2 separate regions of the Homo sapiens genome follow, and region 1 is linked to region 2. A link is an interaction called in ENCODE POLR2A ChIA-PET data of the cell type or tissue named here. Cell type or tissue: CD4-positive, alpha-beta T cell. All regions are shown on one strand. Each heading gives the region's core, and the rest is flanking DNA. Links, peaks and the distances in the headings are about the cores only.

What was found. ChIA-PET counts read pairs that join two places held together with the same protein. Peaks named below come from ENCODE experiments on the same cell type or tissue, not always from the same donor. Only the 100,000 strongest peaks of a DNase experiment are listed, where the experiment ranks them.
Region 1: POLR2A ChIA-PET joins it to region 2 with 10 read pairs; 5 of 35 experiments call an interaction of 5 or more read pairs at or near these places.

Annotation. Positions count from the first base shown.
Region 1 is chr12:12,670,985-12,679,323 of GRCh38, forward strand. All of the region lies in intron 3 of GPR19 (G protein-coupled receptor 19), which reads right to left. Among named protein-coding and RNA genes, the nearest start is that of GPR19, 21 kb to the right of the region's middle. RefSeq lists enhancers at 2,433-2,492, 5,414-6,242. In CD4-positive, alpha-beta T cell, for the core only: no CTCF peak of the experiment used is centred there; no DNase peak of the experiment used is centred there.
Region 2 is chr12:12,380,995-12,389,333 of GRCh38, forward strand. All of the region lies in intron 2 of BORCS5 (BLOC-1 related complex subunit 5), which reads left to right. Among named protein-coding and RNA genes, the nearest start is that of BORCS5, 28 kb to the left of the region's middle. RefSeq lists an enhancer at 201-495. In CD4-positive, alpha-beta T cell, for the core only: no CTCF peak of the experiment used is centred there; no DNase peak of the experiment used is centred there; H3K27ac peaks cover 1,855 bases.

The DNA.
Region 1 (8,339 bases), core at 292-8,291, 290 kb after region 2:
TTCAAAAGCCCATAGAATCTATTCTGCTTAAATTATTTCCATTAGAGGCTGGGCATGTAATCTCAGCACTTTGGGAAGCCGAGGTGGGCAGATCATCTGAGGTCAGGTGTTTAAGACCAGACAGGCCAACATGGTGAAACCCCATCTCTACTAAAAATAAAAAAAAAAAAAATTAGCCGGGTGTGGCGGCTGGTGCCTGTAATCCCAGCTACTAGGGAGGCTGAGGCAGGAGAATTGCTTGAACCAGGGAGGCAGAGGTTGCAGTGAGCTGAGATTACACCACTGCACTCCAACCCAGACAACACAGTGAGACTCCCTCTCAAAAAAAAAAAAATTGTTTCCATTAGATATTTTAAATAATTGCAAAAGAACCTCACACCAATGAAAACAGAGCTTCTTTCCACCACCTGAAACTCCTGGTGCCACAAGCTTATAGGCCTGGAATTTTCTCTACTGGTCTTTTTCCTTTCCTCCTTTTATATAATATATATAAGTATTCCTCCATAATAATCCAGCTCTGTACCTTTCAAACTGTTTCCTAACTGGCATCAAGCAGTTTCTCAAGCTCAGACTGGGTATATTTTCTTTTTGTTTGGAAACTCGATATGCTTTCATGGGAACATAATTTTTTTTTAAACAGAGATGTTTTCAAAACAGCTTCTTCTAACTTCACAAAATAGCTTAAAACAACCATGAACATTCCTGGCTCAGAAATTCTGCCTATGTAGATTTAAGGGACTATTACTCTCCTATCACATTTGCCTCTTTCTTTACCCTTCACATGAATTCAAAAAATCAACCTCTCTCACAATTACAGCATCATCCTTTAAAGTGAAGATCCCTATTAAAATATAAATGTTTCTTAAAGACCAGTTGTACATTTTTTTCAGTTTTATATTTTATCAGTAGTGATTTCTGAGACCTATTCATTCTATCTCTGAAATCTACGATTAGTGAAAATGAAAACAGAAGAGATGCCAAAAGCAAAAGCCGTGAGGACCATCAGTAACTGAGAGAATTAAGATGGGGTGTCATTATGAGAAGGGCCGGGTGAAGGGTGAAAGGTGAAGTTGAAGAAGATAAACTTCACCTCCTTGACAGTTTTGTGAAGGAATGGATAACCACTGGTAGCTACCCTACCCAAAGGAATAAAACAGAAAGGAGCCTGAGCTTTACCCCACATGAAGGTTTAAGTTGACCACAGGCTGCAGTCCTCCCCTAATTCCTTGTAAACAATGTTGCATGACAAAAATGTTAGGTCGTGTTGGCATCTCTTTGGGGGTGACCACCCCCACGGATGTATAAAGAATACTATCTAATATTTCTCTTCCCAACTGCTGCTTAGTAGCTTAGTAGAGTTCCGTGTATACAGGACACAGCTGCAGGTTTAATACTGAACTTCCCTACCTCCCTACATTCACACAAAATCTGAAAAGTAAGATACAATGTAAAAAAAACAAGTGCAAAAAAATTTCACCCTGGCTGGGTGTGGTGACTCATGCCTATAATCCCAGCACTTTGGGAAGCCGAAGTGGGTGAATCACTTGAGGTTAGGAGTTTGAGACCAGCCTGGCCAACATGGTGAAAACTCATCTCTACTAAAAATACACAAATTAGCCAGACGTGATGGTGGGTGCCTGTAATCCCAGTTATTTGGGAGGCTGAGGCAGGAGAATTGCTTGAACCCCGGAGGCGGAGGTTGCAGTGAGCCAAGATTGTACTACTGCACTCCAGCCTGGGTAACAGAACAAGACTCCATCTCAAAAAGAAAAAAAAAAAATTCACCCTAAGAAATGACCATTTTGTTATGATGGCATATGCAAAATAGTCTTCAATCATAACATTTATCCATTTTTTAAAAAGATCACTTAGTGTGGCCAGAGTTGTGTTCATTGCTGGGGACACAGACATTATAATAACTAGACAGACAAGATCCCTGTTTTTATGGAGCTTACTTCTAACATGGGAAACAAATAATAAACAGCTAAACAAATAAAAATGTCAATAATTCAGAAATGATTAGTGCTATGTAGAAAAAGAAAACAGAATGAGGGACCAAGAATTGACGGGAAATGGAATGGCAGATGGCTGGTTAGCTGGTTACCCAATGACCATTCCCAACTCCTCCCTCTCCTGCCTCTTAAGAGGCTAAAAAGGTAAGATAATAATTTCCCCACCATCCCTTTCAGTTAGGTGTGGTCACATCAATATAATCTTCTTCTGGCCAGTGACAAGAGAAAGTCTCCTGGCAGGGTGTTGGGAGGTTCTTGGAAAAATGTTTCTTCCTTGATAAAAGGAAAGAGGTGTGTAGTGAGTATTCTCATGGGCCTGACTGCCTCTCTGCTTCTTGCCACTGTAAACTGTCACATGAAGATGTCAGGGCACTGGGTGGTATCTTCTGAGGTCAGGGGAAGTCCTGAGACTCACCGGGACATAGTGCCCTGACACTGTGGTGCTGCTAGGACACTCACCTCCAGACTTACTAAGTAAGCAAACAATGTCTTTATGGCTTAAGCCACTTTGAGTTTTGTTACTCATCTCTGAAAGCACCCTGTCTGAAACAGGGTCTGGTTTTAGATGGAGTGGTTAGAGAAAGGTTCTCTGAAGAGGTTATATGGCAGCTGAAACCCCAACGACAGGAAGTCCGCCATAACATTCAGGCAGAAGAAATGATGAGTGCAAAGACCCTGGTGTAGGAATGAGCTTGTTATGTGGCTACAGCATATGAATACCAAAGAAAATGATACCTGATATAACCGGAAAGGTGGGCAAAGGTAGGATGACACAGGGCATTGTAGGGCATGGTTTTAGTCTATTGAAGGAAAATTCATCGCAGGTTTCAGGCAAAGGAGTGAAATGAATATGCCATTTTTTTTAACCCCCTCACGCACATTTATGTTTTAAAAATACAACTTTAGTTGCTGTGTAGGTGGCCAAGCATAGAAGCAGGGAGAATAGTTAACAGGCTATTACACCCAGCACTTTGGGAGGCCGAGGCAGGTGGATCACTTGAGGTCAGGAGTTCGAGACCAGCCTGGCCAACATGGCAAAATCCTGTCTGTACTAAATATATAAAAATTAGCCCAGCATGGTGGTGAGTGCCTGTAATCCCAGCTACTCGAAAGGCTGAGGCAGGAGAATCACTTGAACCTGGGAGGCGGAGGTTGCAGTGAGCCGAGATTGTACCACTGCACTCCAACCTGGGCGACAGCCAGACTTTGTCTCAAAAAAAAAAAAAAAAAAAAAAGGCTATTACAGCCTGGGCAACATAGTCAGACCCTATCTCTACCAAAAAAAAAAAAAAAAAGTAAAAATTTGCTGGTTGTGGTGGGAGGCTCCCAGCTACTTGGGAGGCTGAGGCAGGAGAACTGCTTGAGCCTAGGAGGTTGAGGCTGCAGTAAGCTGTGATGCTGTGATCACACCACTGCTGATGATGGTGGCTTAGACCAGGGTGATGGCAGTGTAGGTGGAGAAAAGTAGATGAATATTGAAAATATTATGGAGACAGAGCCAACAAGATTAGTTTATATGTGATGGGGTTAGGGAATGGGGATGACCCCTAGTTTTGAGAGCCTGAGAGCAAGAGAGAAAAAGTTTAGGGAGCTTGAAATCAGTAATACTACTATACACAAGTTAAATTCCCACTAGATATCCACGTAGAGATATCAGTTGGCTATTGAATATGTACATTTGGAAAAATCTCTTTTGAAAACCTGTGCCCATTTGAATCAATTCATTCATCACTCCATAAATATACACTAAGATCATACTACACTCCAGAATGTACTATGTTAATAATTAGATATACAATGGTAAACCAAACTGTATCCCTACCCTCATGAAGATCTAGTATAATTAGTTGTAGAGGGGTAGAGAGTAGTAAACAGATAAGAAGAAATGAATGTATTAAGTTGTAGTAAGTCCAATGAAAGAAGAGTAGGCTGCTATAAGAGAGCATGGTGAGGACCCTCCCCTGGGCTGGGGTCAGGGAGGCAATGGAAGCAGCAGCAGAGATGATGAAGAATGGCTCATCTAAGGTAGACCCTCCAGGACCCCTGCTGCTGACAGATGACAAGAGAGTCTAGCCAACATGCCGCCTTGGGTCCCAGCCGTGTTCCAGGTCCTTAACAACGTTCTAGGCTCCTTGAGGCCTGGACTTAGGACTGTTGTGATAGTCTGTTGTCCTGGAAGCAATTCAGAGGTTTTTTTATAGACAAAAGAACCTAAATCATCACGTGGGGAGCAGGTTAGAGAGAAAGAGGGATAAGTGGAGCCGAGAGGAACAAAGTATCCCCATAGATTTTGTTCTGTGTAAGAACCCCAGGACCTAGGAAGGGGAAGAGAGTCTCAGTAATGTTTGCCATTGATGTTCCCATCAGCCTGGTAGGATAGAGCCTTGCCGTTATTTAAAGGAAATAATGTGAGTAGTAGGCAGAATGGTTCCCCAAAGATATCCATGCCCTAATCCCTGGAACCTGTGAATGTGTTATGTTATATAGCAAAAGGGATTCTGCATAATAATTAAGGTTATGAACCTTAAAGTGGGGAGACTATCCTGGATTATCCAGGTAGGCCCAATCTAAGCACATGAGCCCTTAAATGCAGGGAACTTTCTCTGGCAGCAGCAGGAGAAGTCAGAGAGACTCCAAGCATGAGAAAGAATTGACATGCTATTGCAGGCTCTGAGATGCAGGGGCCCACATAGAGGGACCAGGATGAGGCCTCTAGGAGGTATGATGGCTCCCACCTGATAGCCATCAAGGAAATAGGATCTTAGTCTTACAACCACAAGGCACCGGATTCTGCCAACAACCTGACTGAGCCTGGAAGGGCAGTCAACCTCAGAGCCTCTAAAAAGGATCACAGTCCTGCTAAGATCTTGATTTTAGCCCTGGGAGACTCTAAGCAGAGAACTCAGCCAAACCCACCCAGACTTCTGATGTACAGAACTGTGAGATAATAAACAGTGTTATCTTAAGCCACTAAATTTGTGTTAACTTGTTACAGCAGCAATAGAAACTAATTCAATGTAGCATTTCTTATATAATTTAATTTGAGTACTAAAATTCATACCAGTCATTCTATCACCTTCTAATACCCTACTAGCACCTGAAATATTAGAAAACCAAAAATCTTAAAGAGTATAGTGCTTTCTACTTCACCTTACACATTGGGCTGGGGGCTAAGAAACCTGGGTTCTAATTCTGATTATAAGCACTGAACAAGTCAAGAGACCCCGGTCTTATTTTTTATTTCAGCATAAGGACCTTAAGTAAATCAACCTCCTTGAACCTCTGTTTCCATATCTACAATATGCATGAGTTGGCCTAGATGATTTCTAAGGTCATTTCAGCTCTATGAGCAAAAAGTGACAGGTGGACATTGTTATCTGAGATGAGCTAATTTAATTTATAACCCACCACTTTCATCTGGCAGAGAGCTCATCCTGAGAGTGCATTTTGATGGGAGGAGAGGGAAGTTGTTTAGGGCTGCTGGGGCCCAGCACTGAGAGTTTTTGATATCAAGGATCAGTAGCATGGGTCTCCAAAGGAAAGATGAATTTTACCTAGGGTCCAGCCCAGCTTTCCACAGTAATTATCCTAGATGTGTCAACAACTTCTTACTGAAGATTCCTTGCAAGAAGTGGTCTGGTCAAAGAGGACCTGCCACCTGTGTTTGCTTTCCATTCTATCTAATACCAAACCTCTCAGAGAAGAGACACATTTCTAGAACCCCCGAGTGTCCTCTGTCAGTTTCTACACGTTTCTTCCCAGTATGAGGTCTTTCAAATTCTGAAGAAAACAATTTGGCCAAGGAATTTGCACCTCACTAAATTCAATTCACTACAGCAAACATTTTTTGAACACCTGCTGTGTGCTCATTGAGTTAGTGGGAACCAGTTGTTTTGGAGGTAAATGTTTGGTTTCATTTCTAAGTTCTGACTTCAGTATCAAGAGGCAAAGACTAGACTTACTAAAGTCAAAGCAAAGAACAACGAAGTAGTTGAGATTTACAGCTATTTGAAAAGGAGGTGAAGGACTTGTTAAGAAGCGAGTATAAGCACTGAGCAGGAAGTTACTAAGCATTATTTCTCAGGAGCATTCACCTTCTGTCTCACATCTTATTCACATCAACATTCCGGGTAAATTTTGATCTGTACCACTGTCCTCAGTCAGGGTTTTCTAGAAAGCAACCTTCAAGTTTATGAAGCAGATGTTAATTTTTTTTTTTTTTTTTTTTGAGACAGAGTCTCGTTCTGTCTCCCAGGCTGGAGTGCAGTAGTGCGATCTTGGCTCACTGCAACCTCTGCCTCCTAGGTTGAAGCGATTCTCATGCCTCAGCCTCCTGAATAGCTGGGATTACAGGCATGTGCACCACGTGCAGCTAATTTTTGTATTTTTAGTAGACATGGAAAATGAAAAATGAAAGTCTTTCCACTTATATTTGTATATTTGCTCTATTATTTGAGAATTTTCAATTCTGCGTTACACCATGTTGGCCAGGTTGGTCTTGAACTCCTTGCCTCAAGTGATCCACCCGCCTTGGCCTCCCAAAGTGCTGGGATTACAGGCATGAGCCACTGCGCCTGGCCACAGATGTTAAATTTAATATCGCATTAACATGTATTTTTTCATGGACAAATTATGTGACTATATGAAAACATGGCTGAACATGTATTTTCATATATTTCACATGGATAATATATATATTCAGTATATTAGACAGTTTATAAATGATCATTTCTCAGTGCTTCTTAATTCAATCCTCTCTGCATTTCAGTAATCGTTGACTCAAATCACCTATGCTGGCTAGGCAGGGTGGCTCACGCCTGTAATCCCAGCACTTTGGGAGGCCAAGGCGAGTGGATCACCTGAGGTCAGGAATTCGAAACCAGCCTGACCAACATGGTGAAACCCCATCTCTACTAAAAATATAAAAATTAGCTGGGCGTGGTGGTGGGCGCCTGTAATCCCAACTACTCAGGAGGCAGAGGCAGGAGAATTACTTGAACCTGGGAGGCGGAGGTTGCGGTGAGCTGAGATCGTGCCACTGCATTCCAGCCTGGGTGACAGAACGAGACTCTGTCTCAAAAAAAAAAAAAAAAAAAAAAAAAAATCACCTATGAAGCAATTTTCAACCTTTCTTCTTCAGAGACACATCACAAATGTGTTCATATGTGTGATATACCCCCATATATCCAGAATTATGTGCAATTCTAGGAGCTCGACCTGTAATTCCAACCCTTTAATCTCCATCTAAGAAATCATACTGAAAAAAATATTGTTATGTATATACCCTTAAATTTATTCCAATTAATTTAAAAAAACCAATGATTATTTATTAGTAAGCAGTTATTTGCAACATGCTCTGTTTAGGACATAGCAATATATTTTGACACCTTTGTTGATATGCACGGTCCTGATATGCCACAAGTATAACATGAAATCTAAATTCTTGAAGGCTAAGGTGCTTGGCACAGAGAACCAGAGAAAGGTAATAAGAGAGAAAAGTGCACTTATTCTCTCTGCTGGGCAACTGTGAGCTTATAACTAGTTCTCCGAGTCTACTAATAAGCATTTAATAAGAATCTACTAATGAGCACTTTTCTTGATCCATAAAGTCACTATTGACATTCCAGCAAAGTTTCACGGCCTGCCCCCAATTTGAAGATTTATTTCTCTCTTTGGATATAGAACAAAATAACTTTATGTACATTTTATTTCACTTTATTTTACTTTATTGGGTTGGTGCAAAACAAATTGCAGTTTTCCCATGAAAAGTAATGGCAAAAACTGCAATTACTTTCGCACCAGCCTAATATTTTATTTTGAGACAGAGTCGCACTCTGTTACCAAGGCTGGAGTGCAGTGGTGTCATCCCAACTCACTACAGCCTCTGCCTCCTGGGTTGGAGAGATTCTTGTGCGTCAGCTTCATGTGTAACTGGAATTACAGGTGCACGCCACCACGCCCAGCTAATTTTTGTATTTTTTGTAGAGATGGGGTTTCGCCATGTTGCCCTGGCTGTTCTCAAACTCCTGACCTCGAGTGATCTGCCCACCTCAGCCTCCCAAAGTACTGGGATTATAGACATGAACCACCGTGTCTGGCTCTTTATGTGCATTTTTAATATGAAGAGGCTATATAGTATGGTGGCTGAGAGCACAGGTTCTAGACTAGTGGTTCTCAATCAGAGATAATTCTGCCTCACAGTGAACATTTGGAAATGTCTAGAGACATTTTTAGTTGTCATGTCTGAGAGAGGGAAGTGTTACTGACATCTGGTAGGTGGAAGCCAAGGATGCTGCTAAACATTCTACAATGGTTTGGGCACAGTGG
Region 2 (8,339 bases), core at 212-8,211:
TTTCATTTTTTGGGGGATTTTTTTTTTTTTTTTTTGAGACCGAGTCTCACTCTGTCGCCCAGGCTGGAGTGCACTGGCGCGATCTCAGCTCACTGCAAACTCCACCTCCTGGGTTCAAGCAGTTCTCCTGCCTTAGCCTCCCAGGTAGCTGGGATTACGGGTGCCTGGCTCATTTTTGTGTTTTTAGTAGAGACAGGCTTTCACCATGTTGGCCAGGCTGGTCTGGAACTTCTGACCTGGCTGATATTTTTTGAAGTACAACTTTTTTAATCTTGATGAAGTTCAGTGTATCAATATTTTTAATAAAGATTTCTCCTAGAAGTTTTATAGTTTTAGTGATTGCATTTAGGCCTGTGATCCTTTTTGGATTACTTTGTGTGTGTTGTGTAAAGGTCTAAGTTCATTTTGCTTTGTTTGTTTGCTTGTGGTATCCAGTTGACCCTGTACCATATGTTGAAAAGATTGTGTTTTCCCTTATTGAATTATCTCAGCACCTTTAAAAAATGACCATAAATGTAAGGGTTTATTTCTGGACTCTTAGGTCTGTTCCATTGATCTGTCCCATTTTTAATTTCGTGGATTGTACTTTGGTGTTGTATCTAAAAAGTCATCACCAAATCCATGCTTACCTAGATTTTCTCTTGTATTACTGCTTAGGACTTTCATAGTTTTGCATTTTACATTTAGGTCTGCGATCCATTTTGACTTAATTTTTGTGAAAGGTATAAACCATATGTGCTTTTAAAGACTATATAGTCTGCAGTCATTGGGTAGAGAGTTTTATATATGTCAGTTATGTTGGTTGATAGTGTTTTTTGAGTTTTGTATATTCTTACTGATTTTGTCTTTAGTTTTATCAATTGAGAGTGAGGTACTGAATTATTAACCTGTTTTGTTGAATTGTGTATTTTTCCTTTTGATTCTGTCAGTTTTTCCTTCATTTGTTTTGAGGATATGTTGCTGGTGTGGATACATTTAGAATTATTATATCTTCATGATGTAACAACTTTCATCATTATGAAACACCGTTCTCTAATATTACTCTCTGTCTTTATTTCTATTTTATCTAATATTAATAGAGCCATTTGTGTTAGTCCACTTTGAGTTGCTATAAAGGAATACCCGAGGCTGGGTAATTTATAAAGAAGAGAGGTTTATTTGGCTCACAGTTCTGCAAGCTGTATAAGAAGTGTGGCACCAGCATCTGCTTCTGGTAAGGACCTCAGAAAACTTTCAATCATGGAGGAAGGTGAAGGAGGAGCAGGCATGTCACATGGTAAGAGAGGGAGACAGAGGTGGGGGAGGTGCCACACTCCTTTAAACAACCAGTTCTCCCATAAACTAATAGAGGGAGACTTGCTCGGTACTACAGGGAGGCACCAAGCCATTCTTGAGGGATCTGCTCTTATGACTCATACATCTCCCACTAGACCCCACCTCCAACATTAGGGGCCACATTTTAACATGAGATTTGGAGGGGACAAGTATCCAAATGATATCACTATTCTGTCTTTCTTATGGTTCTATGATGGTATATATCTTTTTTTTTTTTTTTTTTGAGACAAAGTCTTGCTCGACAGGCTGCTGAAGTGCAGTGGCGCGATCTCAGTTTCCTGCAACCTCTGCCTCCTGGGTTCAAGTGATTTTCCTGCCTCAGCCTCCCAAGTAGCTGGGATTACAGGCGCGTGCCAGCATGCCTGTCTAATTTTTGTATTTTTAGTAGAGATAGGGTTTTGCCATGTTGGCCGGGCTGGTTTCGAACTCCTGACCTCAGATGATCCACCTGCCTCGGCCTCCCAGAGTGTTGGGATTACAGGTGTGAGCCACCGTGCCCAGTGGGTATGTATCTTTTTTTATCTGTTTGCTTTCAACTCTTTTGTGTCTTTGAATCTAAGGTGTGTCTTTTGTAAATAGCATATAGTTGGATCTTGATGTTTCATCCAGTCTGACATTCTCTACCTTTTGATTGAGGTATAAAAACCATTCACTTTTAATATAGTTATTGATCTGGTTAGATTTGCCTTTTTATTATTTCTTTTCTATACATTCTTGTCTATTTTGTTTCTCTGTTCCTCCTTGACTGCCTCCTTTTATATTAAATACATATTTTTAGTTTACTGTTTTAACTGTTCCATTGATTTTTTTTAACTATGTATTTTTTGGAGTTGTTTTCTTAGCAGTTGCTGTAGGGATTACAGTGTACATGTTAATTATCAGAGTCTACTTCAGATTAATACTAACTTAATTCTGGTAAAATATATATGCTTTGCTCCATTATAGCCTCATTCTTTCACCCTTTTTTGTGCTATTATTCTCATGTATAATATCTGTATATATTTGTAAACCCAAAACACAGTGTCATAGTTACTTCCTTAAGGATGTTTGTCTTTTAAAGAAGTTAAGAGAAGGTGTGAATAAAAATATATTTGTAGAATCTTCTGTGTTAACTCACATATTTACAATTTTTGGTGTTCCTCAGTTCTTCTTGGACTTCAGGTCCCCAACCGTTGTCACTTCCTTTTACCCTGAAAAGACTTTTGTTAGTATTTAATGTTACAAATTCACTAGCAGATTTTCTCAGTTTTTGTTTATCTAGGAATGTCTTTGTCTTTTTTTTTTTTGAGGGATAAATTTGATTGAAATGGAATTTTTGGTTGACAATTTTTTTCCCCCAGCACTTTATATATGCCATTCTACTCTCTTCTAGCCTCCATTGTTTCAGACGAGTTGCTTTTCTCTTGCTCATTTCAGGATTTTTTTTTCCTTTAGCTTTCCATAGTTTGTGATAAGTCCAAGTTTTGATCTCTTTGTATTTATCCTACTTGGGGCCTTTGAGCTTCTTGAATGTGTGGATTAATATTTTTCATCAGATTTGGTAAGTTTGTCTCTTCTTTCCTTCTGGGATTTCCATTATGCATGTGTTGGCATGTTTGTTGTTGTTGCACAGATCTCTAAGGCACTGTTTTATTTTCTTTAATCTTTTCTCTTTGTTCTTTAGATAATTTCTATTTTCAGGTTCACTGATTCTTTTTCCTGCCATCCCCAAATTGCTATTGAGTTGCCCCAGTGAATTTTTCATTTCCATTATTATACTTTTCAACTCCAAGATTTCTGTTTGGTTTCTTATTTTTAAAAATTTTATGTATGTATGTATTTGTTTGTTTGTTTTGTAGAGACAAAGTCTCATTATGTTGCCCGGCTGGTCTCAAACTCCTGGGCTCAAGCAATGTGCTGACCTTGGCCTCCCAAAGTGCTGGGATTACAGGTGTGAGCCACCGTGCCTGGCCTGCTTTTTAAAATATATATATAATTTCTGTCTCCTTATAGGGAATCTGAATTTGTAGATTCATTGTTATATTTTTCTTTCTTTTATTATGATTTTCTGTAGTTCTGTGAGCTTATAATTGCTTTGAAATTTTTGTCTGCTGTATCTAGTATCTTCAATACTCAGAGGCAATTTCTATTGACTGCATTTTTTTCTTGAGTACGAGTCACACTCCTGTTTCTTTGTAGGTCTTATAATTTTTTTGTTAAGAACTGGGCATTTTAGATAATATAGCAGCTGTGGATTCTGATCCTCCCAAATTGCTGTTGTTACTTTTTTGTCTGTTCATTGCTCTTTGTTTAGTAACATGTTTGTCAAACCTGTGAAATCTTTTTCCTGTGGTTTGTGGCCATTAATGTCTCTACTTTTCCACCCCACACCCTCCTTTTTAAAAGACGACAATCACTTTATTATCTCTCAGATTTCTGTGGGTCAGGGATTCTGGAAGGGCTCAGCTGGGCAGTTCTGACTTTGTTATGCAGCTGCAGTCAGTTGGTGGCTGGAGCTGAAATAACAGGGGCTGGAGCAGCTGGGGGCCGTCTGGGCAGCTCTCTTTATTTGTGTAGTCTCAGGTCCTCTCCATGTGTCTGCTTGCTTTTTAAACTTGCTTATATCTTTACATCTGCTTTCCTAGGGGTTGTCCATATGTCTGCATGGGTTAATAGTCAGTTATTGATCAGAGGTTGTACTTAACCACCTTGATCAGGAAGGCTTCTGTCATCTGTAAATGGCTCTGCGTGGCAGGGTAGCACATTCAAAGTTCAGGCCATTTTCAAATCTTATCTTTTGTTCACTGCTGAACCCTTTCACCTCTCCCCTTGGAATACACACACCCTCAGTGTCAGCTAGGAGCACGTGACTGGTTGCACCCTTTCAGGTCTCTGCTGCAAATGCATACAGCCTTAGCTAGGAGTAAGCTTGCCCTGACCACGACCACAACCTCGTGTTAGTATAGCTTTTGGCACTTTCCACTTGCCCATCTCTGAGATAGTCAATTCTACTGATGACACCGCTGGATGTGGATGCTACCTATTGTTCCAAATAAGTCAGCAGCCGCTTCCTGCTAAAGCAGGAAAGCTTCCTGTTCTCATTACCTGTCCCATTCTGGTACAACATCTGCTTCAACTGAGGCAGGAAGGTTGGGAGAAGCCTCACATCTCAATGACACAGATTCTCACTATTTTTACCCAAGTTCTTTTTTTTTTTTTGAGATGGAGTCACACTCTGTCACTCAGGCTAGAGTGCGGTGGCACAATCTCGGCTCACTGCAACCTCCAACTCCCAGGTTTAAGCGATTCTTCTGCCTCAGCCTCTGAAGTAGCTGGGACTGCAGGAGCACACCACCATGCCTGGCTAATTTTTGTATTTTTAGTAGAGACGGGGTTTCACCATATTGGCTAGGCTGTTCTCAAACTCCTGACCTCGTGATCCGCCTGCCTCGGCCTCCCCAAGTGTTGGGATTACAGGCGTGAGCCGCCACACTTGGCCAAGTTCATTCATTTTTAAGGCATAAATGCTTCTCAAATTTTTATATGCCATTGGTTGATTTTCCAAACCTCAAAATGGTTTGAATTATGTTTGAATGGTATGAATTATGTTCAGCTTTATAGTTACCTTTTGCAGAGAGGATATGTTGATCTCCTCATTTGGATTTATCAAGAAGTCCCACTTGTCTGTCCATGTGGTTTTTTTTTTTTTGGAGATGGAGTCTCACTCTGTCGCCCAGGTTGGAGTGCAGTGGCGCAGTCTTGGCTCACTGCAACCTCTGCCTCCTGAGTTCAAGCGATTCTCGTACCTCAGTCTCTTGAGTAGCTGCAATTACAGGTGTGTGCCACCATGCCTGGCTAATTTTTGTATTTTTAGTAGAGACAGCATTTCGCCACGTTGGCTAGGCTGGTCATGGACTCCTTGCCTCAAGTGATCCACCTGCCTCGGCCTCCCAAAGTGCTGGGATTACAGGTGTGAGCCACTGTGCCTGGCCCCCCATTTGCTTTTAATCTAGCTTTTAAAGTAGCCAGCATATAGTTGTCTTGCTGTTTTATATATGTTGAAAATCTGTCTTTTTAATGATATCTTTAACACTCTTAGATTTAGTGTAATTTCAGTGTGGTGGGGTTAAAGTCCACTGTTGCTATTTTTTTTTTTTTTATTTGTTCTAGTTCGTTCTCTTTTTTTGAGACAAAGTCTTGCTTTTTCTCCCAGGCTCTAGTGCAGTGTTATGATCTTGGCTCACTGCAACCTCTACCTCCTGGGTTCAAGCAATTCTCCTACTCCTACCTCAGCCTCCTGAGTAGCTGGACTACAGGCACGTGCTAGTTTTTTGTATTTTTCATAGAGACAGGGCTCCACTATGTTGGCCAGGCTGGTCTCGAACTCCTGACCTCAAGTGATCCACCTGCCTCGGCCTCCCAAAGTGCTGGGATTACAGGTGCCAGCCACCGTGCCCGGCCTTTGCTCCTGTTCTTTATTCCTTCCTCCCTGCCCACCCATACCTTTTTCTGTCTGCTTTAGGATTGAGTCTTTTTATGTTCCAATATTTATCTGCACTGTTGGGTTATTATTTTTATGTATGAATATATGTATTTTTTTTCTAGAGTGCAGTGGCACAATCATAGCTCACTGTAACCTTGAACTCCTGGGCTCAAGTGATCCTCTAGCCTCAGCCTCCTGAATAGCTAAGACTACAGGCATGTACCACCATGCCCAGCTAATTAAAAAAAATACTTTTTTTAGAAATGTGGTCTTATTGTGTTGTTAAGACTGGTCTCAAACACCTGGCCTCAAGTCATCCTCTTGCCTCAGCCCCCTGAGTAGTTGGGATTGCAGGTTTGAGCTCTCATGCCTAGCAAGATTCATTATGTGGTTGTATCAATAGTTTGTTCCTTTTATTGTTTCCTTCTTATGGATATACCATAGACTGTCTATCCATTTGCCAGCTGAAGGAATCGGGGTTGTTTCCAGTATTTGGTGATTATAAGTAAAGCCAACATAAGTTTTGTGGCAGTTACAATATATGACAGAATTGCTTCCCAAAGGATTTAATAAACTAATTCATAGTAAAAACAATACTATCTGAGCATTTCCATTTCATAATATCCTCTTCAACACTGGGCATTACTTAAGGATTTGTTTTCTCCAAAATGGAAGTATCTTTTATTCTGATCATGAAAGTAACACGTGCTCATGATTTTATGTCACTCAGCCCTCTGATCCGAAACCTAAATATACTCCATTTTGTCTCTTTTGTTAGAGCATGACCCCCAGAATTGGCATAGTGTTCCAGGTGTGGATTGGATCCAGTGTCTTTTCTGCATGATATATTCCTTTTAATACAGCCCAAGTTTAAGTAGCTTTTTTGGCAGCCACATGCACTTGAGTCATATCGAATCATCTAAAACTCTAAAGTGTTTTTCACATGTGCTGACATTAAGCCACACCTCCCCCATCCTGTATTTCTGCAGATAGTTTTTGGACCTTCAGTGAAAGACTCACATTCATCCACAGTTCAGTGTCACATGTAGCCTCAGTTTCTAGCTTGTTGAAGCCTTTTTTGAATCCCCACGATTAACACACCATGAGGGGCCTCACTCAAGTCATTAAAGAATGTTTAACACGACAGAACCTAGGTCAGAGATCCAGGGAAAAGCTCATCACAGTCAACAGACACAGAACTCTTTCTGTTAAGAATACTTTTTTATTTTCCAGTTTCTAGTTGGTATTTTTGTGGGAAGTAAATTGCTATCTCATATGCGATTAGTGAGAACTAACATTTGTGATTATTATATTAATTGAGACTCTTTTTGGTATCTGATTATCAGTACCATGCTTATTATGTATATCATTAATGCAGTTTTTATTGTGGTATTTTATCACCACAAACTGTATTTATTACTAGTCTATACTTATTTAAAACATTGAAGTGTTTTTCCTGAGACTTTAAACCACATCCTAAGACCACACTTCCCAAACATATGGTAGCAGTGACCAGAGACATAAAAATCACACCATTGATGAGAGAGTAATGATTCTAAGACCTGCCCCAAACCTCAAATAGGATAGCAATGTCATGGCTGCTCCTAATTTAGATGGGACGAAATCAACAAAAAGGAACTGCTGGCCGAGGATAGTTAATATTCAAAAGCAAAAGAAATGTATCTGTAAATAAGGAAGATAAATCTCATTATAATATCCACTGCTTTTTTTTGGATGTGGTCTTCCAGCAGTAGTAGATAAGTATATTATTAATGAAACAATTGTGTTAGTGTTCCATAATTATACAAAAAGGGAAAATAGGACAAGGCATGAATAATTAATGAAAGGAAACCAGACTCTTAAGTGGGGTGGGGGGGACATATAAGAAAAGGTAACAGCCATCTGTGAGTCTGGTCTGAGGACCAGAGGATGGCTGACATTTTTGGGGCCAGATAGACTATCTTTCTGCTGTTCTTCTCCTTTCCTGGCAATATACTGGAAGAGATTGAAACAGAACATCAAGGCAACCCCACACATGAGATGGAAATTTAAAAAATGTTCCAGATATGAGCATAACTCCCTAAGCCATTCTTTTAGCAATGGTTGAAGCCAGTCCTCTGACTTGCAGTAAGTTCTCGCAAGAGGCTACAGTTCCGAGGCCTATTTATTTTGGCCTCATTTTTATCCCTACTTTTACTTTGGTGACATTCCTTGAGTCTCACTCATTCCAGCATAGGGACAGGACACAGGTTGTTGAGGCAAATACTATGGGTTCATATAGAAAGTACCAGATATTAACTATCTCTGGCCAGAGTTTTTCCCCTAGGTCCTTACAAGTAAGTACTTTTTTTTTTTTTTTTTTTGAGACGCATTTTCATTCTTGTCGCCCAGGCTGGAGGGCAATGGTGCGATCTCGGCTTACTGCAAACTTTGCCTCCCAGGTTCAAGGGATTCTCCTGCCTCAGCCTCCCAAGTAGCTGGGATTACAGGCGCCCACCACCACGCCTGGCTAATTTTTATATTTTTAGTAGAGACCAGGTTT